Regions from separate parts of the Homo sapiens genome. Here region 2 is linked to region 1. The links are chromatin loops, found by intact Hi-C in ENCODE. Cell type or tissue: OCI-LY7. All regions are shown on one strand. Links, peaks and the distances in the headings refer to the core of each region. The heading gives the core; the rest is flanking DNA. Region 1 has its middle 150 kb from the start of ADAM29. Region 2 overlaps LOC101928551 (a long non-coding RNA gene).

The links. Peaks named below come from ENCODE experiments on the same cell type or tissue, not always from the same donor. Only the 100,000 strongest peaks of a DNase experiment are listed, where the experiment ranks them.
Region 2: a loop joins it to region 1, with 1.9 times the contacts of the local background. A loop is called at or near these places in 2 of 110 quality-filtered maps.

The regions. Positions count from the first base shown.
Region 1 is chr4:175,058,663-175,074,431 of GRCh38, reverse strand. No RefSeq gene overlaps it. Among named protein-coding and RNA genes, the nearest start is that of ADAM29, 150 kb to the right of the region's middle. In OCI-LY7, for the core only: no CTCF peak of the experiment used is centred there; a DNase peak (open chromatin) is centred at 7,271; H3K4me3 peaks cover 729 bases; H3K27ac peaks cover 1,154 bases.
Region 2 is chr4:174,866,740-174,882,508 of GRCh38, reverse strand. It overlaps LOC101928551 (a long non-coding RNA gene), which reads right to left. Exons shown (of 5, transcript NR_125900.1): 4 at 12,474-13,703; 5 at 6,545-6,714. Among named protein-coding and RNA genes, the nearest start is that of ADAM29, 44 kb to the left of the region's middle. In OCI-LY7, for the core only: CTCF peaks have their summits at 8,179 and 8,384 (motif pointing left); DNase peaks (open chromatin) are centred at 7,388 and 8,368; H3K4me3 peaks cover 548 bases; H3K27ac peaks cover 1,756 bases.

The DNA of each region.
Region 1 (15,769 bases), core at 5,257-9,256:
CAGAGAGAAGTCAATACCCAGCCTCAAAACTTCTTCAAAGGACAGATGGACTCTCATGTTAGAGGCTAATGCAGGTGGTGATTTTAACTTGAAGCCAATGCTCATTTATCATTCTAAAGATCTTATGGCCCTTAAGAATTATGCTAAATCAACTTTGCCTGTTTTCTATAAATGCAACAAAAAACCTTGGATGACAGCACATTTATTATATTTACAGAATGGTTTACTGGATATTTTAAGCCCCATGTTGAGACCTACTGCTCAGACAGATATTCCTTTCAAAATATTACTGCCCATTGACAATGCACTTGGTCACCCAATGACTCTGATAGAGATATACAAGGAATTTATGTTGTTTTCATGCATTTGTTCATTCTGTAGCCCATGGATCAATTTTGATTTTCATTTCTTACTGTTCAGGAAATACATTTTGTAAGGTTATAGCTGTCATAGGTAATGATTTCTCCAGTGAATCTGGGCAAAGTAAATTAAAAGTCTTCTGGAAAGCCTTCACCATTCTAGATATCATTAAGAACCCTTGTTTTTTTGCTTTTTTTTTTTTTGGAGGAGCACAAAATATCAACATTAACAGCAGTTTAATAACAGGAGTATAAAGGAAGTTGATTTCAACCCTCATAAATGACTTTGAGGGGCCCAAGACTTCAGTGGAGGAAGTTTCCACAGTTGTGGTGGAAATAATAAAAGAACAAGAATTAGAAGTAGAGCCTGAAGATGCTTTGTTGCAATCTCATGATAAAACTTGAATGTATGAGGAGTTGCTTACTGATGAGTAAAAAAATTGGTTTCTGCAGATGGGACCTACTCCTGGTAAAGATGCTGCGAGGATTGTTGAAATTAGAAAAGCATTTAAAATAGTATAGAAACATAGTTGATAAAGCAGTGGCAGAGTCTGAGAGGATAAACTCCAGTTTTTAAAAAAGTTCTAATATGATTAAAATGCTATCAAACAGCATCACATGCTACAGAGAAAACTTTTATAAGAGGAAGAGTCAATTGATAAGATAAATTTCATTGTTGTCTTATTTTAAGAAGTTGCCACAGCCACCTCAACCTTTAGCGACACTACCATCCTGATCTCAGCAGCCATCCACATCAAGGCAGGACCTTCCACCAGCACAAAGATTACAAATCACTAAAGGCTTAGATAACTGTTAGCATTTTTTAGCAATAAGGCAATTTTAAATTTTTTTAATTAAGGTGTGTACTATTGAACACTTAACAAACTATAGTATAATATAAACATATTTTTTATATGCACTGGGAATTCAGAAATTTGTGTGACTTGCTTTATTGCGGTATCCACTTTATCGAGGTGATCTGGAGCCAAGCTCAAAATTTCTTTGCTTTATCCCTGTATTGTTTATTTCTAGTAAAACTATGATTTGCAGACAAATTAAGACATAAAAAACGGGGAATCATGGCTCCCTGGTATTATATTTGTAGCATGCACCCACACCTACACACCCACACCAACACCCACACCCCCTCACACACTGTGAAATATGTAGAGCATCTCTAATCTGAAATCTAAAATTCAAAATACTCCAAATTCCTAAATGTTTTGAGCACTGACATGACACCAGAAATAAATGAAGGTGCACAACTGTTTATTTAGTGTCTGCAAGGGAAAAAAGACCCTTCCTGCCTCCATCAGCTGCCACATATCTTTTCCGAGCATGCTCAGATTCCCCTACCCAATCATGCCTACAAGGTTAATAAAATGGCACAAGGGCAGGCTGGATGCACCAGTGGCAACTTTATGCAAAAGTAGTTGTATAAAATTACCTTGAGGTTATGTGTATGAGCTGTATATGAAACATAAGTGAAATTTGTGTTGACTTGAGTCCCATCCCCACGATGGGATAGATATATGCAGATATTCTAAAATCTGAAAACCTCCAAAATCCAAGCAATTTGGTTTCAGCTATTTGAGATAAGGTGAACTAAACCTGTATGAGTTAACTTAGAAACTAAACTGAAATCATTATCTGGGCAGGTGGCTCAAGTTTTATTAAACAAGGGACTGGGGCAAGGATGGGGTATATATATATATATATATTTTATAAACTTACAAGGTGATACTGATACTGCCTTTCCCCATCTTTCTTGAGATATCTGGAGATACTTGAAGCTATGTATTATAGGCGCTTTGTTCTCTGTTACAAAATACAGAAGGAACTATTTCAATATTACCATTATTATTTTAGATTTGATTACAAGGAAATACTTATTTTCAGAAATCTTTGCAAAAATCATGACTTCTTGTCTTTAGTTCTAAAGAAACTGTCACATTTTAGAATGTATTGGGATGTTAATATCCCTATTTTTCTTTCAGATATGTAATCAAATAGGCTACAAAACCATTTCTACAATAACACCTTTCTTGATGACATTCAACCTTAGAGTAACAGTGCATTTTAAAATTGGTATTCAATGTTAAGATAGTATCAAGCACGGGGTTTTCTTGGCATTAGCAGCACATTAATATACCATTTCATAGATTCACCTTTTTTGTACATTCTTTGGACACAGAAAATGCTCAAATTGAGTTTTCTTTAAATGATCATTGACTTCTTTTAGATATATCTTATATATTAGCAAATTCTACTATTATTAAAAATGTGAAATAAAATGTATTATTTGTTTATATTCTGATGTAAATGTTCCTATATATCAAATAATTATTATATCTCTGTCCAGAGATTTATGTCATCATTACATAGTGAATATTTATTATCTTGATGCTATTATATCTGCAGCAGAGATTACTTATCTTTATACTTATGATCTTATAATTTAATTAAAAATTCCGGAATATGGTTGTATACAATTCTGTAAAAGCCTAGCCACATTTTCCCACAAAATGTTAAACACTAAAAGAATTATCTGTGTTAGATATTAACAAATGACATCAGAAAAGAAAGTGGAGAGTGGCAGAATATGCCACCCCATAATAGGCCACTGAGTCCTAAGTATTATTTTGAGCTAAAGGAACTTGAAAAACAGCAAATGCAAGAAAGGCATTCTAATCTTCTTTTCTCCCTGAAAACAAGAGATAAAAAGGCCTCCGTGAAAGATGTCTGAGCTGTACCAGCTGAAAAGACACATTCTTCAATGGAGAGTCATAGCTGAGAGAATTATGTAAAAACAGACATTGGTAAAATAACTGTTATTTTCCTTCAGCCTCCCCATATAATTTATTTACTTTTCCACAATTGCCTCTCTTCGTTCAACCTAACGCAAAAAAAGATGAGTCTTGCCACTTCTTTGAGTCTTCATTTTCTTATGCGGGCTCCTGTGTCATCTAAAATTTACATTAAATTTGTATGCTTTTCTTCTGTTAATCTGTTTTATGTCTATGTAATTCTCAGGCCCATACAGGACCCTAAAAGAGTAGAGGTAAAGTTTCATCTCCCTTACACAAGCTTAACTGCTAAATTAGTGTTGCAGACAAGTCACTTCAGACACTTTTTGAATTGAATAAACAAATGTTAAATTGAAAGAACCAGAACTCAGTAATGAAGTAAGCTGGAAAGGCCACACAGATTAAGTAAAATTGTACTTGGATATTCAAGTCAGTATGAAATTCAAATAATCAAGAAAGAGGAGAAAATCATTCAGGAACAGGAAGGAGCAAGAATGAATTGTTTTTTCTTTTTTTTTTTTTTTCTTTAGAGGAGAAGGATGACCCCTGAGGTGACTTGTTGGAATTGTTTGTAAAGCACATTTGGAGCCAGGTTATATAGGTCTTTGATTTCCAGGCTGAGGAATTTGAAATCAATCCAGGAAACAATAAAATAAGAGATCATGAGTCACAATACCTGAAATTTGTTGAGTGTTTACTCAGTTTCTAGTAGTAAGTGCTTAATGTATGTCTATAAGGTTCTGTAATGAGAATATGCAGAAAAATAAGCAACTTTTTCCATATACGCCGCTAGTGTCACACCTGAGAACTGAGCGCAGTCAGGTTGACTTTACAGCCTGACTTCATGATAAAAGGCATTTTTTGTTGGAGAATATGTTAATTCTTATTGCTATATATTATTCTTATTGGGTTGAATAACACAAATTTGTTTCCTTAGAGTTCTGGAATTTAGAAGTCAGAAATTGGTTGCATGGCTAGAATGGAGGTTTAAGCAGGGCTGTGTTCCCTGAAGACACTTTAGGAGAACTTCATTTTCCTTTGAATTTTTAGCTTCCAGAGGACTACTGCATTCCTTGATTCAGGGTCTCTTCCTCCATCTCCAACGCCAACAATGTAATATAGTCAAACAATTTTGCCCCTCTTCCTTGCCCCATCTCTGCTTGCATCCTCACATCTCTTTCTCTGACTCTGATACTTTTGCCTAAGTCTTACAAGAACCTTTGTGAATACATTCAGCCCATGTGGATAATTCAGAATAGCCTTCTCATATCAGGAGTCTTAATCATAACTGCAAGTTCCCTTTTGCCATAAAAGGTAATACATTCACAGTATTCACAGGTTTTGGGGATTAGGATGAAAACATCTTTGGGGAGCCATTATTACACTCTAGAAGGCTCTGAGCCTACCTAGAGAAAACAAATAGAAAAGAGTTGGGTTAGTCCATCTTGCGTTGCTATAATAGAATACCTGAGGCTGGGCAATTTATAAAGAAAAAAGGCTTATTTAGCTCACGGTTCTGCAGTCTGGGAAATTTAAAGGGCACGGGATTGGCACCTGCTTGCCTTCTGGTAAGGGTCACATGCTAGGTCAAAACACAGGGAAGAAGGTCAAAGGGAAGGTGGACACGTGTGAAAAGGAACCAAACATGAGGAGGGACTTCACTTTGTAACAATCTGCTTTTCTGAGAACTGATCCATTTCCTTGAGAGCAAGAACTCACTAACTACTGAGAGAAGGGCACCAAGAGGCCCATAAGGGAAAAGTTGATATGACCTGAACTCTTCCCAGTAGGCCTCCTCCCTTAAGGTTCCACCACTCAACATGGTTACATTGACAATTAAATTTCAACATGAGTTTTGGTAGGGGGTGGTGCAAACCACATCGGAACCATAGTAGTAGCATTGAGAATTTTTTCTTTAAACACTTACATGGAGAAATGGATTAATGAATTTATTAATGGTGACTCAATTTTGATTCTGGAAATGTTATAAATATATTTTGAAATTATCGTTTAAAATTATTATTTTTATAACCAACATTAATAAAAAGTGGCCATTGATTTTCTTTCTTGGTTTTAGTATGAAAATTTATAAAGATTATGCTTTGAAATAATCCAAGTAGTCATTCCTTTTTTCTTATTGTCTGAAAGAAATTGTTTAAAGCTAAAGTCAGTGTTCTTTGAAGTCTTGTCAAACTTACACATAAAATTGACAAAGTTTGATATTTTTGGAAGAATATTCTAACTTCTTAGGAAGGGAATGGTTAAGCAACATTTCTACCATTTATTCTGTTTATAACAATATTCCCTGGATAATTCCGTTGATGAAGGAAGGAGAAAGTGGATAAAAAGAAGGAAAGTAAGGACAGAAGACTGGAAAGAAAAAGGAAGATAATGAGAAAATCCTATTCTAAAATGACACTTTGCTTTTTGCCTGAAAAAAACAATAACCAGAATTTGCTCTTGCATTTTACAGAACTAATGAAGGCAGATCTTTGGTGCCAGTCTACACTTCTTCCATAGGGTTTATAAAGCAGGATTAGAAAACCGGGTAAGGGAATGGATAACATGATTTCTTGTCCTATTCCACACCCACCTATCCATGACTCTAAGTGCCCATAAATAATTCTACTGCACTCAGGAATTTCCTCAAGTTAAAAATAAAATATGAAAATATGTTCATGCAGATCTCACCACCAGATACATCAATCCATGTTCAACAGTTAGAGTCATTTGAGTGTCTTGCAACAGAAGGAAATACAAAATGCCTTACACAGTTAAAGTGAGGATGAGATCAGAAATTGGAAAATTTTTTACAGATAGCATGAGTTCTGGGAAAGAGTACTGCTCTATATGCATGATAATTTTAGTTTTGGAAGGAAGTCTTTTTGGCTTCCCCTTAAGCAAACAAAATGGTAACTGGATCAAAAAAATTTGAAACTATTTTTTCCTTAATGCTTTTCTAATTATTTTAACTTTTATTTGAAAATAAACCTAGTCTTTACCATCATATCAATACTATGTATATACTATATAATATTTAATATATATACTATATATACACACATATATGTATATATGGGAGTGATGACTAATATATATTAATTATAAATGTATGATACTAATGCATTGATAAAAAATTACATAGTTGTATTTATTTGAAACCAAAGCCCAAAAGCCTCTTGAAAAAAAAACTCTAGAACCACTTTGCAGTCATTATTTGTTTGTACAGCTGTGTGAATTTTAAAGCCCACAAGACAAAAGATTTTTTACCCAGTGAAATTCCCCATAGAATGGAAAATGTTTGAGCTGCTTGATGTGTAAGTTAATTTAGACTAACTTCTGAACACTAATTAGATCTTAAAGCTATAAAGTAATATTGTCTTGCTTCCTATAATTAAATTTGCTAATGAGAATATCTGATGAAACACCTCCTACAATTGCAGATAAATTAAACCTTTGTGTGTTTTCCAACCTCTTTTTGACATTTTGATGTGATTAAGAGTATATTTAAAGTTCAACTCTAAATTATAAGATTAAATAGCTGTTGTGTAAGCTGTTTTGTATGCATATTTCTTATTTTAGCAAACATCAATTCCAGCTCCAAAGTTTGTCATCCAAGTATAACAAACTGCCTAATAGACTTGGAACACACGTAGTCCAAATTAGACTTATAAATCATAGATATCTGAGAATAATATATTTCAGATAAATGCATTAATGCTAACAAAAATATAGTAATGGAAGTAGATGAGCTTAGTATAAATCCATATGCTGTCTTTGTCAACACATGAAATAAGTACACTTAGAAACTAGAGAAAATAAGAAGTGTACAGGAAAGATATGACTCAAATTTGAACTGTCAGTACTTACAGCATTTAAGAAAGTGTAAAAAAAATAAGAGAGTCAACTTGACCTTGAGTTTTAGAACAATTTAATTTTAGCAGAGAGATTGATTGAAAGAATTATATTTTTTTCACAATAAGCAAATTTGAAAAAAAAGATGATTTTGCAGGTCAGGGTCACAGCAGGAAACAGATGGCTTACTCAATTTAGGATAATTCAAGGAGGGTTAATTAAAGGGCTGTTAACAAATGTGCGTCATCATTTAAGAAAACCACAAGGTTTACTGCAGTACTCTTAGCTAGTAGGAACAGAGAAGAGGTATTTACCAAGCCCTAAGAAAATAGGAAGAGCATTTTCAGAAACTTAGAAGGAGAGAGTAATATAGAGAGGGCTGCTCAGAAGGACATTATGAGCTTCGATGAAGGGACAAAGCCAGTAAGAGCCAGTACTTCATGAAGGGAGCCAAGGGTGGGGAATAATAATAAGTAATAATAAAAGCTTCCCTTTTTCTCTCAGATTTCCTGTTTAGAGTCTCAGTTGGCCAAATACATCTGAAATCTAAAGAGAGAGGGGGCTTCATGCTGCTGTCAAGAGATGTCAGACTCTCAAGGTAGAAAGCAGAGTAGAAAAAGGTGTAAAATAGATCCTTACAACTCTATATAAATGGGTAGATAAAAGTTATAGAGCATGTCAGAAAATAAGGTTTATAAAAATAGAAACAGTTTAATGTCCCAATCTTAGAATTAGCCTATGGGCAAGCACAGAAGGTTAATTATATAATAAAAGAGATTACACATTTTATAAACTTTGGATAAAGGCAAAAGTTGTATGTAAGAAGAAGACAATGATGAATTAGAAAAGCAAAAAATAGATTGGATAGGGAGAATAAGGCAAAAAGGAGTCACCATATGAACACTGGAGGAATAACAAGCATTTTTGTGCATGTGAGTTTATTTTTAAGAAAACATGCAGATGTGAGTTGTATAATCAGTTTCTCACACATTCTGTTAGGATGCTTTAGGATATCCAATTGTGATATAGAGTAAGCAATTGAACATTGAAGCATGGACCTCAAAAAATGCCAGTGTTGAGATAAACATTTATGATTCTGCACTTATAAATGATTACTAAAATCATGGAAGAGGCAAAGATCACTGAAGAAAATAAATCAGAAGGTAAAAAAAAGCCTTAGTAATCAAGCCCTTTTATTTCCACCAGGTGTATCTTTCTAGCATATCCTTTCCACACTGCCCAGTCCTTCTCATCTGTGCCCCAACCTCTCACACAAGTTTGACTGTGATTTAAGATGGCATGCATATTTTAGAATTTATCTTTGTGAATTGAAATGCCTAAAATGTTTAAAGGCATATAGCAGGTGATCTAAATAAATATTTAACAAATGCATAAATTACTGGTTTATTGATGCTATTGTCTATTGGGGACTACTGTATTGGAGAATAAGGAACTTAATTAGAAATTTAAGAATTTATTATATGTCAAGGATTGTTAAGACAAGCTGTTTTATCATTAGGAAAAACTTGGATACCAGTTATTGCCTCCCCTGTCTACCTTTACATTTTTGGTGTTAGCTCTTAGAGAATGTAATCAAAGCAGTAGAATGCAATAGTTACAAGTAGACTAACCCATTGTCTCAAAGCTACCATACCAAGAAAAGAGCTCTATTTTTTCCCAGTGCTATTTTTTTCCATTCAGCAAAGAATTCCAGTTATTTCAAGTGAAGGAGATGAGCAGAATAAACATTTAATTTATTTGTATTGACTGGTCAAGTCTGAAGGAGGTTTAATAGTTCTGAAGAACCCAAACATCCAGGCTCAGTAAACAGTCTCTTATTGCAAACTCAAGATCTTCCTTAATGTATATCCTATCAGATTCCTCCTAAGCTACTCCCCAGCCATTCCTCCAATATTGCTTTTCTAATTTTAATTTTGAATATTGAAAGTGATTGCACAGCCATGTGTTTCTGAAGTCAAATATGCATAGTTCAGCTTTTTCTTCTTGCTCCAGGCTCCCAAAGCATTCTTTGATTTTACACAGTCATAGAGGCAGACATGTAGGCTTGTTTTCCTTAGTTTTGACAGACATTCAGACTTTTTTCCTTATTTTATTAATGAAAACATACACATTGCAATTTTTAAATCCTGAAAGTATTTATACCCACAAAATCAAGTAAATCCTCTTTATAAAACCTCTTACCAAACGTAAATGTAACTCATTAAGCCTGTATGCATTTCGTTCGTGTATTATTCTAATACAATGGATTTTTAAAAATGTATCTTCCATGATGAATATATAATAGAGAGAAGCTGTGCATTCATTCCCTAATCATTCATTCATGTATTTCATAAATATTAACTGAATGCTTCCTGTATTCCAAGCGCTTTTCTTGACACTGACGCTACATCAATGAATGAAACATTAAAAAATATGCTTGCCCTTAATGATCTTACATCATTCAATGAAGGGAGAGATGAAATACACAACAAACATAATAAATCAAGCAGTTCTACAGTATGCTATCAGGTAACTAGTGCATTGATTTAAAAAGTAGAGCAGTATAAAGAGGATTAAGATTCTAGGGGTAACTGGAAGAGATAGGGATCACATTGCAATTTTAAATACAGTAGTCAGAGATTGCCTCATTGAGAAGATGACACATAAAGACTTGGGGGAGATGATGAAAGTAACCAGGTGGATGGGCATCACAGGGAAAAATGTTACAGGCAGAGTAACTGTGAAACAGAATACTAGCATGAGATTGAGGTGTTTGACAGACAAGTAGAAAGCCAATGACAATGGCATGGAGTGGGGAAACATAAGAGAGAAAGTCAAAGAAACAGTGAGAGTCTACATGATTCCGTAAGAATTTACTCTAGCCCACTGCTCCTGCTGAGTAGCTTAGCAGCATCCTCCAAGGTACCTTGTAAAGATGATATCTGACTTAAATATAGCCTGGTGAAAACACTCAGAAAAGAAGTCTGTTGACTGTACTCAATCTACAGTTCAGTTAAAGGAACACCCACAACAGAGATGAGAAAGAAACAATGCAAGAACTCCAGTAGCTGAAATGGCCAGAGTTTGTATGTCCTCCAAATTACCACACCAGTTCTCTCCAGCAAGGGTTCCTGACCAGACTGAACTGGCATAAATGACAGAAATAGCATTCAGTATATGGATAGGAATGAAGATCATCGAGATTTAGCAGGATGGCAAAACCCAATCCAAGGAAAGGAAGAATCCCGATAAAGCGATATAGGAGCTGAAGGATGAAATAGCTGGTATAAACAAAGACCCTAATGGGTCTGCCAGAGCTGAATAATACAAGCTTTTCACAATGCAATCACAAGTGTCAACAGCAGAATAAACCAAACCGAGAAAAGAATCTTAGAACTTGAAGACTGGTTTTCTGAAATAAGACAGACAAAAATAAAGAAAAAAGAATGAAAAGGAATGAACAAAACCTTTGAGAAGTATGCAATTATGTAAAGAGATCAAATCAACAAGTCACTGGCATCCCTGCAAGGGACAAGGAGAAAGTAAACAACTTGGAAGACATATTTTAAGATATCATTCACTAAAACTTCCCCAGCCTTGCTAGAGACGGTAACAATCAAATTCAGGAAATACAGACAACTCCCACAACATTCTACTCAAGATCATCCCCAAGACAGGTATGTAATCATCAGATTTTCCAGGGAAATTTTTGTGGACGATATCCTCAAATATATTTACCAGTTTGCTTGTTGTCTCTCCTTTGCTCTCAGGAATGCCAATGTGTCATAGATTTGGTCTCTTTACATAATCCCATATTTCTTGCAGGCTTTGTTCATTTTTCTAATCATTACTTTTTAAAAATTTCTGTCTGACTGTGTTGATTGAAAGAACTAGTCTTTGAGCCCTGTGATTCTTTCCTCAGCTTGGTCTGTTCTGCTGTTGATACTTCCAATTTTACTGTGACATTCTTCTAGAGAATTTTACAGCTTAAGAAGTTCAGTTTGGGTCTTTTTAAAAATGGCTATTTCTTCTTTCAGCTCTTGAATCATTTTACTGGATTGCTTGGCTTCCTTGGATTGAGTTTCAACTTTCTGCCTGGTCTCGGTGATCTTCCTTGGCATCCACATTCTTAATTCTGTATCTGTCATTTCAGACATTACAGACTGGTTAAGAACTATTGCTGGGGATCTGTGGACTCCTTTGGAAGTCACAGGACACACTGACTTCTTTTATTGCCAGAGTTCTTGCCCTGATTCTTTCTCATCTGGGTGGGTTTGTGTCCTTTTCACTGTGGTATAAATTGAGCATAGTCCATTGGCTTAATTTCTGGAAGTTTTCAGAGGACTAAGTCTCTGTACAGGGTCTTTGTTTTTGAATTCTCACTCCTGGTTTCACGATGGGAAGAATTAACGGTGGTTTTTGGTGCTGTAGTTTGGGATGCAAACAAGTCAATGGTGCTTGAGGGCAATTGGTGGTATACTGGCTCCTACTCAGCCATGTGGCTCCTTTGTGTATCCTCGAATTTGCAGCTGTGCTCTGAAGTGCAAAGGGGAGAGAAGGAACCCCTCACTTGGTCTGCTCCTTGGCCTTGGGGGAGCCATTTCTGATCACTGGCACTGTGCCCATGATTTTGTTATTGTTTTTGTTAGGTGTTTCAGGGCACGGGGCTCCCACAGGCAGAAGGTCCAGCAGGGACAACCCTGTGGAAGAGGCACACCTAGGTCCCATAGTAACTGGCGAAACTAAGACTCTCCCCTTTCAGTTTTGAGAGTGTGGGCTCCTTCCCCACTTGAATGGTGGGCACAGATCCCAGCTCAGGACTCCTGAGCACAGGCTGTGGCCTTGGGGCATGAGGATCTGCTCGCAGCACCCTCTTCCAGACCATAATGTTTGGTTTCCAGTTGCACTGGGGTCACAAGGGCCCCCAGGCTGCAGGGGTGCACTCAGATGGAGCAAAGCACACAGGCTTGGCAGGAGAGGCTGCACTATGCCCACATTCCTGTGGGTGCAGCCAAGCAGGAGCCTTGGACAGGCAGGTCTGCAGGATGGACTGTGTCCCAGTCCCATTGGAAGCCAGCCCTAGTGTCTCCTGCCCTGGCAGTTAGCTGGGGCTGTAACCTCTCAGTGAGATACAGGGAGCCCTGGGCGACTGGCACTTACAAGCAGCCAGGCTCCACCAGAGCTGTCCTGCACACAAAGGCCCCAGTTTCGTGCCTGCTGCAGCACAGTCTCCATTAAATCTCTGGGAAGATCCTCCTGCCGGGTTAAATGTCCATGGGAGGCTTACTGCAAGCTCCGCCTCCCAGGTTCATACCATTCTCCTGCCTCAGCCTCCTGAGTAGCTGGGACTACAGGCCCCCGCCACCACGCCCGGCTAATTTTTTGTATTTTTAGTGGAGACGGGGTTTCATCGTGTTTGTTAGGATGGTCTCTATCTCCTGACCTCGTGATCTGCCCGCCTCAGCCTCCCAAGGTGCTGGGACTAGAGGCCTGAGCCACTGTGCCCAGCCTGTATGGTTCTTATTTTAAAATGTTAGTATTTTATAGTTAACCATTCAAAGGTTTTATATTTTTTCACAGAAACCATGTATATTTACTCATAGTTTAACAATATGACTATAATATTAATAGTATTTTATACAAATAATATTTAAAATGCATACTTTCATTTTTTTGAGGAAAATATCCCAGAAGTAAACTTAATTGATAGATACTGCTCATTGCCTTGTTTCCTATAAAATACTACATTTGACTCTGTTAAGTTACTATAGTGGAATGCTTCAAGAGAATGAGAATCTAAATGCCATATAAATTAATACTTAGATAACTATATCATAATTTTTAATCTAATCACTGCCAAATTGGAAATATGCCTATATAATATCCATTTCAATAATTCAGGCTTAATTATATTTTGGGAATAATTGCTTTCTTATGTATAGGATAAGACATTTATTTCTTGATAGTTCCTCTAAAATATTTTTATTCTAATATTCATATCTATTAGAAACAATTAAAATTGAAGCTAATTTTCTGCAAAATACTCAAATAGTTTGGGCTCTGATAAAATTGGTTCTGATAACTCTAAGTTGCCTGTTTAGTCATGAATTTGATATACATTACTCAGATGTGAGCTTAACTTTGATAATTTAAGCAGAGTAACATCAAAAATATATGTAAGTTCATATTATTGTATATTATAGAGGATTCAATATCTCTGGACAGTTAGAATGCAAAATTATAAGGTATTAAAGCTGGAAGCGATCAAATAATTTTTTGTCAATCTTTCCTTTTATGAAAGCTCAAGACGGAAACTAGAGAAGAGTGAAGGAACACAGGGGTGATGAGTGTAAGATTCATTAGTACTGCAGAATATTGCTTCAAATGCATAACTTTTTGGGGAGTTAAATGACTTTCATCACTCTGAACGCAGAAAATTATACAGTTAAATATTTTATCTACTATATCTGTGAAAGTCTAAAGAAATCCTTTAAAGAAATCTCATGTAATTATGTGCGATACATAGTTCACGAAACTTGGCTTTCTATTAGAATATACATCGTATTTGGTACAAGTCTCTCATCATATCTGGCAGAGATACCAATTCTTATGGGGAATTTTTATCCTTACATAAAGTAATTGCATATTTTTTACTCTCACAATCTAATATTAATATGATGTATTTCCTCTGCTCTCTTATCAGATGACAAAACAGGAAACTTTTCTAAACTTTATTTTTTAGTCACCAATTTTAGTAACTAAACCTTATTACCAAATTCTTTTTATCTTTTAAATGTAAAAAATAGCATAACACAGAAATAAATTATGTAAGTGATAAAGGTGGTAGCTATTGTAAGTCAGACATGGTTGTTAGAAGTATAATTAATAATGGACATTTCAGACATAAGCATTGGACCATTCCTTTATCTTAGTAAGACTTAAGCAATCTTCTGGTATGAAGTTTGCCTTTAGTTGATAGCATGATTTCCCAGGGCTATGCAACTATTTAACTTTGAAAGAGGACAAACATTAAAGTAAAACCAATGTGAACAGTGACCAGCTCCTTTTATTTTATTTATGAATTCCTTTATGTTCCATATAACATTACCAACATATTTAGAAGCAAAGTGTTTATCTAGAAATTTTACTTCCAACTTTATCACTTGATTGTCAACCTTTTCTCAAGTTTTAATGAAATTACAAAAGTCAGTATTTTCCAAAGTGGTTGTACTAGTTTACATTCCTACCAACAGTGTAAAAGTGTTCCATTTTCACCACATTCACCACAACATCTATTATTTTTTTATTTTTTTTATTATGGCCATTCTTGTGGAAGTAAGATGGTATCTCATTGTGGTTTTGATTTGCATTTCCCCGATCATCAGTGATGTGGATCATTTTTGCATATGTTTGTTGGCTATTTGTATATCTTCTTTTGAGAATTGTCTATTCACATCCTTTGTCCACTTTTTGATGGATTTTTTTCTTGCTGGTTTGTTTGAGTTCCTTGTAGATTGTGGATATTAGCCCTTTGTCAGATGTGTAGATTATGAGGATTTTCAAACACTCTGTGTGTTACCTGTTTGCACCACTGATTATTTCTTTTGCTGTGTAGAAGCGTTTTAGTTTAATTAAGTTCTATCTATTTATCTTTGTTTTTGTTGTGTTTGCTTTGGGGTTCTTGGTCATGAAGTCATTGCCTAAGCCAATGTCTACAAGGGTTTTTCCAATGTTATCTTCCAGAATTTTTATGGTTTCTGGCTTTAGATTTAAGTCTTTGATCCATCTTGAGTTGATTTTTGTATAAGGTGAGAGATGAGGATCCAGTTTCATTCTTCTACATGTGGCTTACCAATTATCCCAGTACCATTTGTTGAATAAGGTGTCCTTTCCCCACTTTATGTTTTTGTTTGCTATGTCAAAGATCAGTTGACTGTTAGTATTTGGCTTTATTTCTGGGTTCCCTATTATGTTCCATTGTTCTATATGCCTATTTTTATACCAGTATCATTCTGTTTTGGTGACTGTGGCCTTATAGTATAGTTTGAAGTCGGGTAATGTAATGCCTCCAGTTTGTTCTTTTTGCTTAGCCTTGCTTTGGGCATGCAGCCTCTTTTTTGGTTCCATATGAATTTTAAAATTGCTTTTTCTAGTTCTGTGAAGAATGATGGTGGTATTTTGGTGGAAATTGCATTGAATTTGTCTGATTGCTTTTGGCAGTATTGTGTCATCTATGATTTTTTTCAGCAGCGTTTTGTAGTTTTCCTTGTAGAGGTCTTTCACCTCCTTGGTTAAATATAGTCCTAAATATTTTATTTTATTTTATTTATTCTTGCAGTATTTGTAAAAGGGGTTGAGTTCTCGATTTTATTCTCATCTTTGTTGCTGTTGGTGTATAGCAGGGCTACTGATTTTTGTGCATTCATTTTGTATCCTGAAACTTTGCTGAATTCATTTACTAGTTCTAGGAGATTTTTTTGATGAGTCTTTAAGGGTTTTCTAGGTATATGATCATATCATCAGCAAACAGTGATAGTTTGACTTCCTCTTTACCAATTTAGATGCCTTTTATTTTTTTCTCTTGCCTGATTGCTCTGGCTAGGACTTCCAATACTACGTTGAATAGAAGTCATGAAAGTGGGCATCTCTTACTTGCTCCAGTTCTCAGGGGGAATACTTTCAACCTTTTCCCGTTCAGTATAATGTTGGCTGTGGGTTTGTCAGAGATGGTTTTTATTACCACAAAGT
Region 2 (15,769 bases), core at 6,260-10,259, 190 kb after region 1:
ATAGGAGCTCTAGGGGCTCTTTTCTCACTGATGCCTTATCCTTCTTAGTGTCTCAAATTAGATCCTACTCAGACATGTTATAACAAGTTAGTACAAGTTTATTTGGGTACAAAACATTTCTGAAATTTATGCATAGTTTTCTCCTCATATATATTTTTTTTTCATAAACTTTTTGCAGACACTTCATATAATGTCATTGCCTGTACCTTTATGTTACTTATTTTCATTAATATGTTAAAAAGGATGCACTACAATGCAGTAATTAGCGATTATAGACACAAAATAACAAATAACATTAACACAATTCAAAATTTTATTGAATTGTTATATGTTGAATTTGTGGAGTTTTGGCCTAATATCTTGTACCACAAAGTATTTTATTCATAAAACTCGCGATCACTATTTCATTAAAATGATTTACAATAGCAAGATTTAGAAAGATTTCTTTTTTAAACAAAGCCCTTTGAAAGACAGTGATTGTGATCAACTGATCTGACGTTAGCAAAAGTTCCTCACTTTGAAGAAATACCCAAGTTAACAAACTTCCAACTACAGTATTTAATACTGAATAGTGTTTGGTGTTTAATAATATTAATTCTGTGACGTATCTGTTTATTTCTCAATTTGTTTTTTATAGTCCTTCACAGGAACAAGGGAAGTGGTTCTTGAATGTGGTTGTTTCAGCTCTTCAATAAGGTTTTGTGGAAAAAAATGCATTGATATCCAAGGCATGTAACTAAGCGAAAGCACTGAAAGATTACCAACAAAAATATTTGTCAATCTTACCAAAGTAAAAAACAATTTTGAATACACAAAATAATATTTCAATTATGATATTTAATATTGTTTTTACAGAATTACATTATATAATTACAGCACTTGGTTTGTGTCTTTTCAAAATTAATAGAAATATGTTTGAATTAAAATTATGAAATATAAATAATATATAGCAGAAAAAAGTGACAGTTTAGAAAGAACACTAATCAAATAACCAGATTAAAAATCAATATTTTAGATGTTTTCAGGTTTTTAAAGATATAGTGTCAAAATGAAACCCATAAAATTCACAAGACAAACAGGAAACCAACCAACCATTAGATGTAATTTTAGAAAATTATATTTACCTGGTTTCTTAAATTTCAATGAATAGACAAAGCTGTTAGGAACAAAAATAAAATTCCTTTAATTTTTTATTACTATGTGTTAGGGCTGAGGAAAGATATTATAATGTATTCTGTGTTCTCGTGAGAAAAAAGTCATCAGAAATCTGCAGAATTAAACATACTGTGTTTTGCAAGGCTTTCAATACACAGTGAGTGCTCACTAAAGGGCACATAATAATCACTACAGTAACGATCATACTGATCATAACTCAGTCAGACACATGTTTATAGAACATATTTAAATGCTAATTTAAATTCACTTAAAATTGAAATTGGAACTTTCCCTTTTTTCAAAATGAAATATTGCCTTAGCGGTTCCTCATTAGTGGAATTTTAATGAATGTAATAGTCTTGGACTATGATTAAATCTTTGGTTTGTACTGAATATAGTTTAGTGTTGATGCTAAACAATTGTTACATAATAGGAAGACTTTCAGAATCTACCTTAACTCCCAAATGCTGTAAACTTGCAAAGCTTTCAATGTTTGTATACTTTGTCAAAAATGTGAGATAAATTTTAAATATATACACATGCAAAGATATTAATAGTATTTGCAGGCTTGGTAGAAGAACGAAGCACATAGCACCCTCATTTGTGTTTTTCAGGTTCTTAAAAAACACATAACTTAGTACAGTGTTTATAAATTATTCTGATGATGTGACTGAGGTCACTGTCTGTCTATGCATATAGGTGTCACTTTTAAGAGAAGATAAAATAATGAAAAACCTTATTAGCAGGACCAGATTAGGTGGTAATTGTCAGTTTCCTTGCTTTAAAGTATCTGAATGAAAACTTACTATTTTCTATATAGTAACTATGACATACCTTATATACTTCTTTGGATAATTTTATGCTGTACTATTTCAAATTATACTACCTTCCTAAAATTTTCATGTCTTTTCCTTTCTGGGAAGCTGATATGTTGATTGCTATACTATGGAACACATTAAACACAAAAGGAGAAAATCTCATTTGATCCCTATAATAGCCCTGTGAGGGATCCTATAATCCACATTTTATAGATGAAGAATGATAGGTTAAATAATTTTCCCAGGATCAGACATTAACAGGTACTTAAACAGAGATCAGAAGTGTGAGACTGGCTCTCGGGCCACACTCTGTAACAGCATGCTGTGCCGCTCTCAGAGCACCATGTGGGAGCTAGGGCAGCCCACAAAACCCACTCCCATCATCCAGGCCACATTTACCTTCGTTAGGCCTGAGCCATCCGGAAAAATCCAAAGCTGAGACGAGGACTTGGAATAAACGATGAGGGGAAATGTGTGATTTTTTTGGAAAGATTGCTTAGTAACTTAAAAAAATTCCCTCCTACATTCCCGTTTGCAGCTACATGTTTGAGAATTAGTGTTCATCTCCATCTTATTCATTTGGGGATTACTTTAAATGCCAAATGATTCAAGTCTCTCACTAAATATATTCCAATACACACTCTTAAAGGATTTTATCTCTTGTTTGTCCCCAGTTTGTCCTCTTTTTCACAGAAGTTAATAAGCTGTTTATTTTCTCTGAACTTTTAGTTATTAACCCATCTGTGCCTTCAAAAATGGCATCTTTTCCACTTTGAATGTCTTCTCTTTCAATACTTCCAGCTCAATTCTATTCCTTACCAACATGATATATATAAAAAATCTCAGTCACATGAATTCTTTCCTGAGACACAGCAACATACACACACACACACACACACACACACACACACCACACACATACACACATTTGCTTATATCTGTATTTCCATCTAAGTACATTTTGGAGAAGAAAGGACACCAATTCAGATGAAGTAAGAAATGTCTATATACAATGAATGAGCAGGATGATGAATTAGAGGCTATGAAGTATACTCCATATAATCAGTATTTAATATTACTGAGTTTCCAGAACACCTCAGATATTTCACATGATGTGGTCTGATTGATAGACTTTACTTGGAAACTCTAAATTTTGTTTTTGTGTTGTTTTGTTTTGCTATGTTTTACATCAGCATTGCAATTTCCAAAGGACGTTTTCTTTTATGTAGCATGTTAGCTTTCAAGAACAGATAAGTGAATTTTCTCTGGCATTCATTTGCTTTCTATAAATATCTACACATGTTTATAAATATCTGAAAAAATAGCTGCCAATGTGGTATAAAAATTAGTGAGCTATGTTTCAGACAACCTGGTTCTCCCACTTATTGTGCTACCTTGGTAGGTCACCTGCGTTAGTTATTACTCCTATCATCACCAGGCGGGAGATTAGGGGGTGAAGCCAACAATTGCAGTGGAAGCCTGTAAATTTCATATCAATTCTTGGCTAAAAATTTTTAAATAGGTAAGAAAAACAGTTTAAAAGTAAAGTTTTATGTAAAAGCAAGCAAAATAAAACAACAAATACATCTAAGTAGGGTATAGAATGAAAACTATATCTATAAATCGATATAAATAGGATATCATATATTTATTTATAAACTTAGAACCAATAAAATGATACCAGGTTTTCTTTGAACTATGCCTGTAACAGTTGAGAAGGAAAAATATTTTCCTTGAAGCCAGAAGTAAATAGACATTTTTATCTCAAAATCGTAATTGAGCATAAGTATAAAAGATTACACTCATTATGCAAGAAAATGCTGGTAATTAAAATACAAAATAGATCTTCAGACATTATTACTTCAGTAAATATGCATCAGAATGAAGTATATGAAAATAGAAAGCAGCTATTTCACATGCTCATAAAGACCACCACAAAGAAGTGCCATGATTGAATCGATTATGATAATCGTAATTAGATTTCTCATAAATAGAAAATAAATTAAAATGCTATACACACATTCTTAACCCCAAACAGACAAGCGAACTGTCTTCTAATTGATTTTGTCCACATAGAGTCATACACAAAATGTCAAATCTATTTTGGTTAATTTTAGTGGAACTTTTTATAATACTTTGTTTAGTTCATTCGCAGGAATATTATAAATACTTGCTAAATGTATAAATGTGTATTAGCTTTCTATTTCTGCAAAACAAACTACTACAAACTTAATATCTTAACACAAATTTCTAATCTCCCAGTTTCTATCTGTTAGGAGTCCAGGCATGGATTCCCTGGGCCCACTGCTCAGGGCCTCACCAGACCAAACTCAAGGTGTTTACTTAGACTCAATAGGATCTAGAGGTCCTCATCTAAACTCATGCAAGGTGTTGGCAGAATTTAGTTCCCTGTGATTGTAGGACTGACATTCTATTTTCTTGGCTGCTCAGTCAGGGGTTGCTCCTAGTTCACAAGGCTGCCCTCAGGACCCAGCTAACCTGGCCCCCTCCATAGGGCCTCCCACATTTCCAATCTCTTAGACTGCAGGAAGGTTCCAATCCCTCTTAAGGGGTCAGCGATAGATTAAGCCCACTCAGAGAATCTCCCTTTCGATTAATTCAAAGTTGACTGATTAGTAACCTATTCACAAGCGTGAAATCCTATCATATTTACAGGTTCTGCCCATATTAAAGAGGAGGGAAACATACAAAGGTATATACACCAGGGGGAAGGAATCTTGGGGGCCATCTTAGAATCCTGCCTCCCACAATGTACATAGTTAACAGTGTGTTCGGTATTACTCATATCTCCATAGAGAACTATCTTTCATGACAAAGCAGGTATATCTCCTTTTCAGAAATTTTATTAACAAAGATTGGAAGCTAAATCAGATTGTTATATTGAAGGATCCTGATGCCACCAGAAGTATACATAGGAGCAGTTCCTTCTATTGTTTTCATAATCCCTGCCTGTGCTAACATTGATATACTTAGCAGAACCCTCACATTGGTTCCCTGCTCTGTGGTATAAGAAACATTATTATAGAAAAAAATAAGCAGACCTCTCTGATACTGCCTCTTCAACCTATCCAGGATAGAAAATCAGAAACACTACTGCATTACATGCCAAATGGTAGAAATTGATGCCAAACTCAAAGACTTTTAAAAAATAAGTTTTGTGATCTGAATTCTTATCCTCATTTAATTCACCAATACTGGCCTATAACAAATTAGATACGTCATGGCAATTGAAAGTGAAGTTTCATATCTTTAACCAAGTGGCACACTCATTTTCACAGCTGCTTTAGCATATTTCCTACAAGAAGGCAACACAGACTCCATACTTGATATGTAGTTGTGGCAGACGCAGTAACAGCACTACAAAGATGTCTACGTCCTGCTCTCTGAAACCTGTGGATATGTTAGGTTACATGGCAAAGGAAAATTAACGATGTAGATGGAATTAAAGTTACTAAACATCAGACCTTAAAATAGGAAGATTATCTTGGATTATCTGTGTGTGCCTAATATAATCTCAAGGGTCCTTAAATGCAGAAGAGTGAATAGGGAGAGAGAACCAAAGAGACGGCATTGTGAGAACTGGCCAAACATTGCTGGCTTTAAGGATGGAGAAAGAGGCCATGTGCCAAGGAAAGTGGGTGGAAAAGGCATAGGAAAGGAGTCTTCCCTACAGACTCCAGAAAAGAATGCACTTTGCCAACTCTTTGATCTTAGCTCAGAGAGATCTATATCAGACTTCTGATCTATAGAATCACGAGATGAGAAATTTGTGTTGTTTTAAGCTACTGTTGCCATAGTCACAGCAGCCGCAGAAAATTCATATAGTAGCTATTAATTTAGTGAATGAATTTAATTTTATTCCCTGTCAGAAAAAGAATCAGAAGCATTCATTTGGATGGAAAGTAAATAGCACATGATCTCGCCTCAGGATGGTATTGACTCTGCTACATCGTCACACTGTAGTCTGAAAAGATCTTGATTATCTGGACATTCTATGGACAATCTCTCTGACTCTTTTTCAAGACTTTGGGAAGCAGGAAGTAACAGATACTCTGTATGCCTTTGTTTTTGTCATTGTTGTTGTTGTTGAAACAGCATTTCTCTCTGTCGCCCAGGCTGGAGCGCAGTGGCGCGATCTCGGCTCACTGCAACCTCGCCTCCCGAGTTCAAGCAATTCTCCTGCCTCAGCCTCCCGAGTAACTGGGATTACAGGCATCTGCCACCATGCCCAGCTACTTTTTGTATTTTTGGTAGAGATGAGTTTTCACCATGTTGGCCAGGCTGGTCTTGAACCCCTGACCTCAGGTGATCCAACACACCTCGGCCTTCCAAAGTGCTGGGATTACAGGTGTGAGCAACTGCGCCGGATCATGTATGCCTTTTTAAGTTGACTGCTTGCTAGAGCAAGGGACCTGCCATATTAATGAAACTTTTAAGGATCCAATGATATGGTGCATGCCAGGACATCAGAACTTCCTGCTACTGAAAGGTTGCAATGCTTGGCAGACATTTGCAGATTTTTGAAATAACACATACCATACTAGGGCGTACTGCTTTGATTCATTTATCAGGTGACTTAGAACACTGCCAATTTTGAGTGGGTCTAGAGCCGAAGTCAGCTTAGCAGCAGTTGTACGCTGTTGTAGAAACAGCCTTACCACTTGGGTGATATGATCTGGCAGATCCAACAAGTTATAGAGCAGGAGTCAGCAGAATGTTTCTGTAAATGGCCAGGTAGTAAATATTTTAGGCTTTGAAGGCCTTAGGGTCTTTGCTGCAATGACTACACTCTGCTGATGTAGTACAACTATTCAACGCTACCATTATCCCAAAATTATTCAACTCTGCCTTGGTAGTGCAAATGGAACCACAGACAATATGTAAACAAATAAGTGTGTCTATGTTCCAATAAAACCTTAACTACAAAACCAGGCCCTGAGTCAGATTTGTCCCGTAGGCTATAATATTCTGAGCTCTGCTGTAGAAAAGAACATTGTGTGGAGTCCTCAGAGTACTCTAATAAGAAAGTTACAGCACAGGCCACTAGGGTTTGGAATAAGACCTTCCTCTTCAGCAGGGAATTGTAAACCACTTGCAGTACAATTTCTGGATTGGGGGCCTTACTGGAAACTGAATATCTGATTGTAAGGCATCAAACGACCATATGACTAAAGCTGCCCATCATACACTAATCATTGTCAGACTCATCATGTCATAAATGTAGGCCACCTAGCAACAAACCAGTATAAATTGAAAGTGGTATATGTGGGATTAAGCCCAAGCAGATCTGGATGGCATAAGTAAATTACATAAACAAGTAGGAACCACCCCATCCACCACCTACTCTACATCAACATATCTATCTCCACCTACACCTGTGCCTTTGTGTGAAGCCCCAGTGACCAGCTAATAGAAGAATGAAAAAGGAAGAAGGAAACTAAAGCCTGGTTCACAGAAGGGTTGACTGAACACTACAACTTCACTGAGGGGTGGCCTTGAAAGACAGTGGAGAGGGGAAATCTTCTCCTTGGAAACACCTTCAGGTAGTACATGTGGTCACTAACTTTTGTAACATATTTATTAGTAAGTATTATCGTGGGCCTCTGGAAAACATCTTGAAAGTTCTGGATGAGAAGTTCAGGAGAAGGAAATCTGGGCAAGAAGCTACCAGATGGACCTGAAGTGGTGAGCATGAACTTGTTCAGCTTTAGTGAAATTTTATACTTAACATTTCTTTCACAGGTTAATGAGAAATTTCTCTAAAGTTTAGCAAAACCAAATATGAACTTTGAACTCTAGACAGCAAAAGAGGAAATGGAGTGAAAAGAAGGTTAATTTAAAAATAGTGGAATTGACCTGCTATTGATTCCTTTCTTTCTTGCTTGCTTGCTTTATTCATTAACTTATCATTTTTATGTCTGCTCTTCAGTATTAATTAGCAAGTATATTAATTCCAAGTATATATGGAGTGTCTTGTAGTGAGTGACGGGCATAAGAATAAGTACATATCAAAATAGTCAAATATATTATTAAAATTATCATAAGTGCTATGAAAGAAAACAGAATACTAAGAATAACAAGAGTAGATCACCTTAGAAACAGGTTTCTCTGAAAAGGTAACATTTAAGAAAATGTTAAGAAATATCACAAAAAATTAGAGGAAGTCAGCAGTACAAAGACTGAAATTAAAAGTTTTCAAGGAAAAGAGTAAACAAATAAAAAAGACCTTCAGGTTAGAAAGAGCTTTTCATGTTCAAGAAATAGAAAGAAGGTGAACATGATTAGTGTGCAGTGATAGATGGGAACCTTAAGAGAGGAAAGAGAGGTGGGCAGGAGAGGGAACACATCTTAGCATCATTCTGGGCACCTGTTCTCAATCAGGCAATTGCGCCCTCAAGGGGCAAAAAAAAAAATGATTCTGGTGTGGAGGGAGAATAGTTCTCTTCTTATATGTAATGCAAAGATACACATATAAAACATAAACAGACAGTAAAATTTAATAAGAGGTCATTATAAATAAAAAGTCTGAAAAGGCTCTTTAGGTGCTGAAAATGAATACTAATTTGAGAATTGCCAACTAAGGATAACACTAGTATTTTAAGAAAGAAACCTGCAAATTTCAGTGGCTTAACACAATAGAATTTTACACTATCATAACTTGTGGATATTACTTTCTCCTACTTGATGATTCAGGCACTCGGACTGTTTCTAAATTTTTGTGCAAATAGTTCCCAAGGATTCAGGGACTTCTGTTCCCAGCTCAAAATCTGGGATCTCACTCCCCGATTCTGTATTCTAGCAACTCCAACACAGATCCTACACTGTCATGATCCTGCGTTTCAGTAACTAGCAGACAACTATATGCCCTTATCTCCCCTCCCCATCCATTATATAGTTACAGCGCAGGGATAAGACATCCATGACAAAAAGCAAAACAAATATGCCACCTGAATATTCAGAGAAGGGAAGAATAAGAAAACACACCAACTCCAGTTCAAGGCAAAGGGGCAATCCTATAGGAGGGCGTCATGAAGCCCTGCTCTGGCAGGGGTGGAAGTTCCTGAGTAGACAGTAATTCTGCTCTCTGAAAGGATCATTGTTCTCTGTGAGCCTTCATTGCACTCTGCATAGATTTCCTAGTTCATGTTCCTGTTAGAGTCAGAGGTGAGGTGGATGTTGGCGTTATTCCCTCTGTGATGGCTGTGGGGCTTTACTAGCATGCTTTGTGCTTGTGTGTGTTTTGGGATCTGATAGCAGTTCAAGAACAAATATCAAAGGCTTTCTACTTCAGGGATTTTGATTTTTTTTTATTGCTACGGTTCTCCAGAGAAACAGAATTGTTAGGACATATATAGAGCGATATATACAAAAAGATTTTTTAATGAGGGATTGGCTCACATTCTTCTGGAGGCTGAGAAGTCACATGGTCTGTTGTCTGCAAGCTAGAGGCTTAGAAAAGCTGCTGGTATACTTGCAATCCAAGAACTGAATGGAGGGCCAATGATAAAAGTCCTGACTCAAGTCCTAAGGCCTGGGAATCAGGAGCACTGATGTCCAAGAGCAGAAGACAGATGTCCTGGCTGAAAAAGAGAGTGTGAATTCTTCCTTCCTTCACCTTTTTGTTCTGTTCAGGGTCTCTGTGGATTGAATGACGCCCACCTGCACTGGTGAAGGGTGATCTTTACTCAGTCTATCAAGTCAGGTTTTGATTTCCTCCTTAAATACTCTTGTAGACATCCACCTCACCTATGACTCTAACAGGAACATGAACTAGGAAATCTATGTAGAGTGCAATGAAGGCTCACAGAGAACAATGATCCTTTCAGAGAGCAGAATTACTGTCTACTCAGGAACTTCCACCCCTGCCAGAGCAGGGCTTCATGACGCCCTCCTATAGGATTGCCCCTTTGCCTTGAACTGGAGTTGGTGTGTTTTCTTATTCTTCCCTTCTCTGAATATTCAGGTGGCATATTTGTTTTGCTTTTTATCATGGATGTCTTGTCCCTGCACTGTAACTATAAAATGGATGGGAAAGGGGATAAGGGCATATAGTTGTCTGCTAGTTACTGAAACGCAGGATCATGACAGTGTAGGATCTGTGTTGGAGTTGCTAGAATACAGAATCAGGGAGTGAGATCCCAGATTTTGAGCTGGGAACAGAAGTCCCTGAATCCTTGGGAACTATTTGCACAAAAATTTAGAAACAGTCCGAGTGTCTGAATCATCAAGTAGGAGAAAGTAATATCCAGTCAAGTTGATACATACAACTAGTTATCAAATTTCCCCAGAAAAATTTCCTGTGACTTGGGGAGGCTTTTGCTTCTAATCAATGCTAAGTACCAGGAACTATATGAAAGTCCTTTGTTAGAAATAATTCTCAAGTCTGTCTTACCTCGTTTTCTCCCTTCCACACCTTTCACTCTCAACCTAATGGTGGCTATTTTGAGACCACCTAAAACACTTCACTTGAAAGGCAAAGTAAAACCTTATCTGATCTTTGCTTCTGGACTGAGTCACTTAGATTAACTGGGAAACTTTACTGGGTATTTGTTGCCCTTAACTTGTTCTCTGTCTTGTTTTACCCTTCTTGTCTGTAGATTTTCTCAATCTTGCTAAGCGGTAAATTTCTCTATTCTTTCCCATTTCAGCTATCAAAGCAGATAGTTATTGCATGAACTGTTATTTCTTAAAGTCCCATTTTACAGGGAGAGGGAGTAAAGCCAACATACACAAATGTTTTTAATTTTTAGAACAAAATTTCCCAAGAAATACAGGTACAGTAAAATCTTGGTCTGCTTTTCACATTATGGCACACAGCAATTTTATGAAATATTTGCCACATAATAAGTTATCCAACCTTCTGTCCTGAAGTGTTTACTGTTTCTTAGCCTGTTGCTCAACTACTGATAAAGTGCCACATTTGTTCATAACTAGTTGGAGTGGCATCCATCATCCAATACTATTTCTATGTTGATAGAGTAATTCTAGAAATGTGTGAAATAGTAAGTGAACAAAGGTGAATGCTCAGACAGCAGATATACTAGACCAATAGGAACAACATGTACTAGAAAAGACTCAAAACCAATGGTAGCTAGACAAGTCTTCCATTGGTCATCACATACCAGAGTAATGCTCAGAGACCTAGCAGAGCAAGACAAACTCAGAACACCTCCAATTATGGGGTTGTGAGGCTTTTAGGCCTTGAAGTTGAAGTTTATACACCATAGCAGATGAGTAAGGGAATCACCACCTGTGCTGCCTACCAAGACGTACTGGCCTATGTGTTCATCTGCAGTTGGTTCCACAGACATTTTCAGAAGGTGTGATGTGTGTGATTTCTGGCTACTCACATTTGTTAGTCTGTCATTCTTAGTCAAATTAATGCACAAACCTCCCACCATGGTAGCAAATAAACCCTACTTCAGTAAGTTAGCTTTCTAAAAAATGATTGCTGTCTTACCTAATAGAACAACCAGTTTTTCCTGTTATGCAGAGGGCTGTCAGAGAAACAACTCTTTTCATTGTGGGCTTCCATCCAATAGCAGTTTAAAAGGGGGATGGGAGGTGAGGGGAACCATACACATTTTTTCTCTGCCTTGGCCCAAATGTGGCATACATCACCTTATTAAGAATTGCGAAAGGTCTGAGGTTCTACCCTATTTGTAACTTAACAAGTTAGACTGACCCAACTTCAAGGTTGGTGGCAGAAGACATGAGACTCCTGAGTCACAGAAAAAGGGGAGTTTATTACTTTAAGCTAATTCCAGTAGCCAGTGTATCAGCATATATTTTGCACCTGTTCCCAGGTCCCCATTTCTATAAGGAGACACTAGGAGGGACAGATGATACATGCACATTTAGTGGGTTGTAGTCCACAGGAAAGAGACACTGAGCTTAAGAAACACGAATCTTTAGTAATGAGCAGGATGCATTTCTGCTTTTTGCTCTCAGAGAAACATTATCTGGGCAGTAAGCATGTGTGCTCTTTGCTCCCGTGAAGACACTATCTCTATGTAAATATGCCTTAAAAGATAGTCCAGGACAAACAGCAGTCAGTGCTTCTGCTTGTAAGACATGGAGACATCAGAGATCCATAGAGAATTGTTTCCCCAAAACAGCACTCCCTCTAATCAATATCATCTTGGTTTCTGGCAAATTTTCCCATTAGATTATGCCATGTCAACAGCTGCCCTGAATAATCTCAACAGCTACCCTGAATAATCTGACCATAAGGCTACTATCTCTAGTACTCTAAACAAGTAGATCTGGTCAATCTGCAATATTATGCTCATCCATGTCCTTCAAGGTATTTATAGAATAATTCCTATACATCAATAAGGTCTACTTTAGAAAACCAAGAAGTGTCTTTCACAAGTTTCTGCATTGAAATGGTCCATAGCATTAATCCAGCAGGATATATTTTCAATTACACAGACTAATCCTTGGCCCTCAAGGATAAAAATCTAAGGCAATCCTTACCAGTGAGTTGAGGCTGATCTGAATACCTTCCTTTTTTCTTTCTTTCTTTTCTTTTTTTTTTTTTAGACAGAGTTTTGCTCTTGTTGCCCAGGCTGGAGTACAATGGTACAATCTCGGCTCACTGCAACCTCCGCCTCCTGTGTTCAAGTGATTCTCCTGTCTCAGCTCCTGAGTAGCTGGGATTACAGGCGCATGCCACCATGCCTGGCTAACTTTTGTATTTTTAGTAGAGACTAAAAATTCATCATATCGGTCAGGCTGGTCTCAAACTCCTGACCTCAGGTGGTCTGCCCACCTCAGCCTCCCAAACTGCTGGGATTACGGGTGTGAGCCACCACACCCGGCCGACCTGAATACCTTTCAAGGGTCAGATGGCATCACTGATGACTTTAGATAAAGTTGGACACATATTTTTTACTACCCTTTCTAACTGGATGATTCCCATTTTAGGGAAACTGCCCACAGTTGTGACAATGTAATGAGTCAGTTACATTCCCAGGAAGTTCCCATGAGTAAACAAGGGTAGATACATTTGGGAGAGATCTCTACAGTTGTGTTTTGGATACATGATCTCTGGTAATGTGACCCAAATCACTCTGAACTTCCCTAATAACCACAATTAAAGTTTTTAAGCAAACATGTTTGAGTGGGAGGCAAATTAATAGCTAGCTTCTGTACAAGAAGCATAGTCTTAGGGCACAAATAGTGGCCCTAAAATGAAAGAGCTGTTTAAAATTCTTTGATCCCCTCCTCCAGGTGGGGACTATATCTTTTAGGAGCCTAGCTTGATAGGACCTCGAACATGACTTTCCAATTTGCTGATAAGCCTTAGGATTTCCTATTCATTTTGAACAACCGAGTCCAGCCATTGATTTGGAGGGACTACCTGAGAGCAGATAGTCTAACCTGTCCTGTTGACCAGGTACATCTTTGGCCACATGCAATTATCTGTCTTGCGAAGTGATTGAGTTACAACTGTACCAGTGGGTATTGGAAAGATCTTTGGAGGTGATGACAGGTGTTTCGAGTGGCAGGTTTAGGAGCTAGAGCCATCTCCTGCTGTTCCAACAGAATTATCAGTAGCATCAATGAGATTGATGATCGAACTGTGTTCAAAGCCATCTGGTGAGGAATTGTAAGACCCAGCAGTCAATAAAATTTGAGATGCTTGCAACAGTTTGTGAGAGCCTATGAGGGCATCTTTCTACATGAGACGGCTCCTTGAGTAATCTGAAAGACAAAAAAAAAAATCACTATCCTTCCTTCTTCCTACATCCTGGGTTTTGAGGTATTCCTTTCTCAGGTGATGAGGCTGTTCTCCCTTCATCATTCCTGCATTAGGTTTCCATGTTGTGTAACAAATTATTAAAAACTTAGCATCCTAAAAGAACTATCATTTATTATTTTGTTGTTACTATAGGTCAGGAATCTGTGCATGGCTTAACTGGGTCCTCTGCTAAGGGTTTCACCAGGCTACAATCCAGGTGTTACCAGGGTTGTGGTCTCATCAGAGGTTTGACAGGGGGAAAATATGCTCCCAAGGGTCCCTCGGGTTGTTGGCAGAATTTATTTCTTTATGGCTGAAAGACTGAGGCTTCAGTTTCTTATGAGAGACTATGTCAGGAACTAGACGCTCCATCCACAGTTATTGCAACTACTGTATCTCACCACATAGCATCTTGCTTTAAGGCCACCAACACAGAGAAGTTCTCTAAACTAAGTTTGCTGGAATGTTACACATCATAATGTAATCTCAGGAGTCACATCCCATCACCTTCACTGAATTATATTGGTTATAAGTCCAATGTCCAGCCCGTGATCAATGGAAAGAGATTATATGAGGGAGTATACACCAGGAGAGAGGAATCAGGGAGAACCATCCCATGATCTACCTACCATAGTCCGTAGTCTGCCCTCTGGCCCCCAATGACTCATGTCCCTTCTACCTGCAACACACATTCACTACCTTCCAAAGTTCTCAAGAGTGTCATTCATTATAGCATCAAGCTCAAAGTTCAAAATTTCATCATCTAAACCAGGTCCAGGCGCAGATGAGGCTTCTGGCTGAAATCTTTTAAGTACAGTTCCCAGGGGACAATTCCTCTCTAACTGTGGATCTGAAAAACTAAAGACAAGTTGTCAACCCCTAGAACACTAATATAAAGTGGTAAGACTAAAATAGAATAACAGCAGAAGACAGTCCCAGTCAAAAAGAAGGTAAAATGGAGGGCAGAAACAGTGGTTCAGTAGAACTTAAATACAAATAGGTAAATGTTTGTCATTTCTTAATTGCTTTTTAAGACCTGGAATTGCCCTCCATGGTATTAAGATCTACCCTATGGATTCTTCCTTTTTCATGGAAGGTAGAATTTTTGCTGCTAAGTGGTTTTATCAGCCTGCTTCCTGTAAGTACAATTTTAGAGATCTAACAACTTTCTTTCATTTTACACTCTCTCTGTCCTTTTCAGTCTATGGAGCAGTGTTTTTAATGAAATAAATTTTGCAAAAACTTTGTAGGTCTCCCATGGATTTTAAGTAGACTTTACTCGATTTGACAAAATCTACCTCCACAGATCTTTTCAAGTTAATCCATTCTCTCTTTTAACCTCCTGCTGAGATGGGTAAGGGTCAGTGCCCTTAAGCCTCCTGTAGGCCTTATGGTTTGATTAAGAGGAGCTACAATACACACCTTTAAACTCTTCAAAGGGTCTTTGTGGAACTGAAAACTTTAACTTTTTGTTTTTTTCTTAAGTTTTAGCAAGAATTAACACAGCCACATCTTTGGCTTTTTCTCTATATCAAGATTTCAGAAGTGATGTCTGAATTTTAGCATCTTTTGCCATTTTAATATGATGAGAATTTTCAAATTCATCAAGTCCTGGTTCCTCGTTCCTTTTTGCTTCACAGTTTTCTCCTCAAGTGTCTCTCTCTCTTTCTCTCTCTCTCTCTCTCTCACACACACACACACACACACACATTTTACTATAAGCAGGAGGAAGAAACCAGATGGTACCTTCAACACTTTGTTTGGAAATCTCTTTAGCTAAATAAATAAGTCTATCATTAGAAGTTCTGCTTCCCATAAACATTAGGAGACAATTTTTCCAGGCTTTCTAGCACTATATAATAAACAAGTGAGGGTCCCCAGGGACCACTCTATGGTCTGTCTGCTACAACCTTAAAGTCTCTTCCAGTAGCTATCACTGCATTTGTTTTTTTCAAATCATTCCCTACTCACATTCAGATCTTTGATCTGGAAAGCTCAAGTCTAAGAGAGACAAAGGAATTTTTATAAA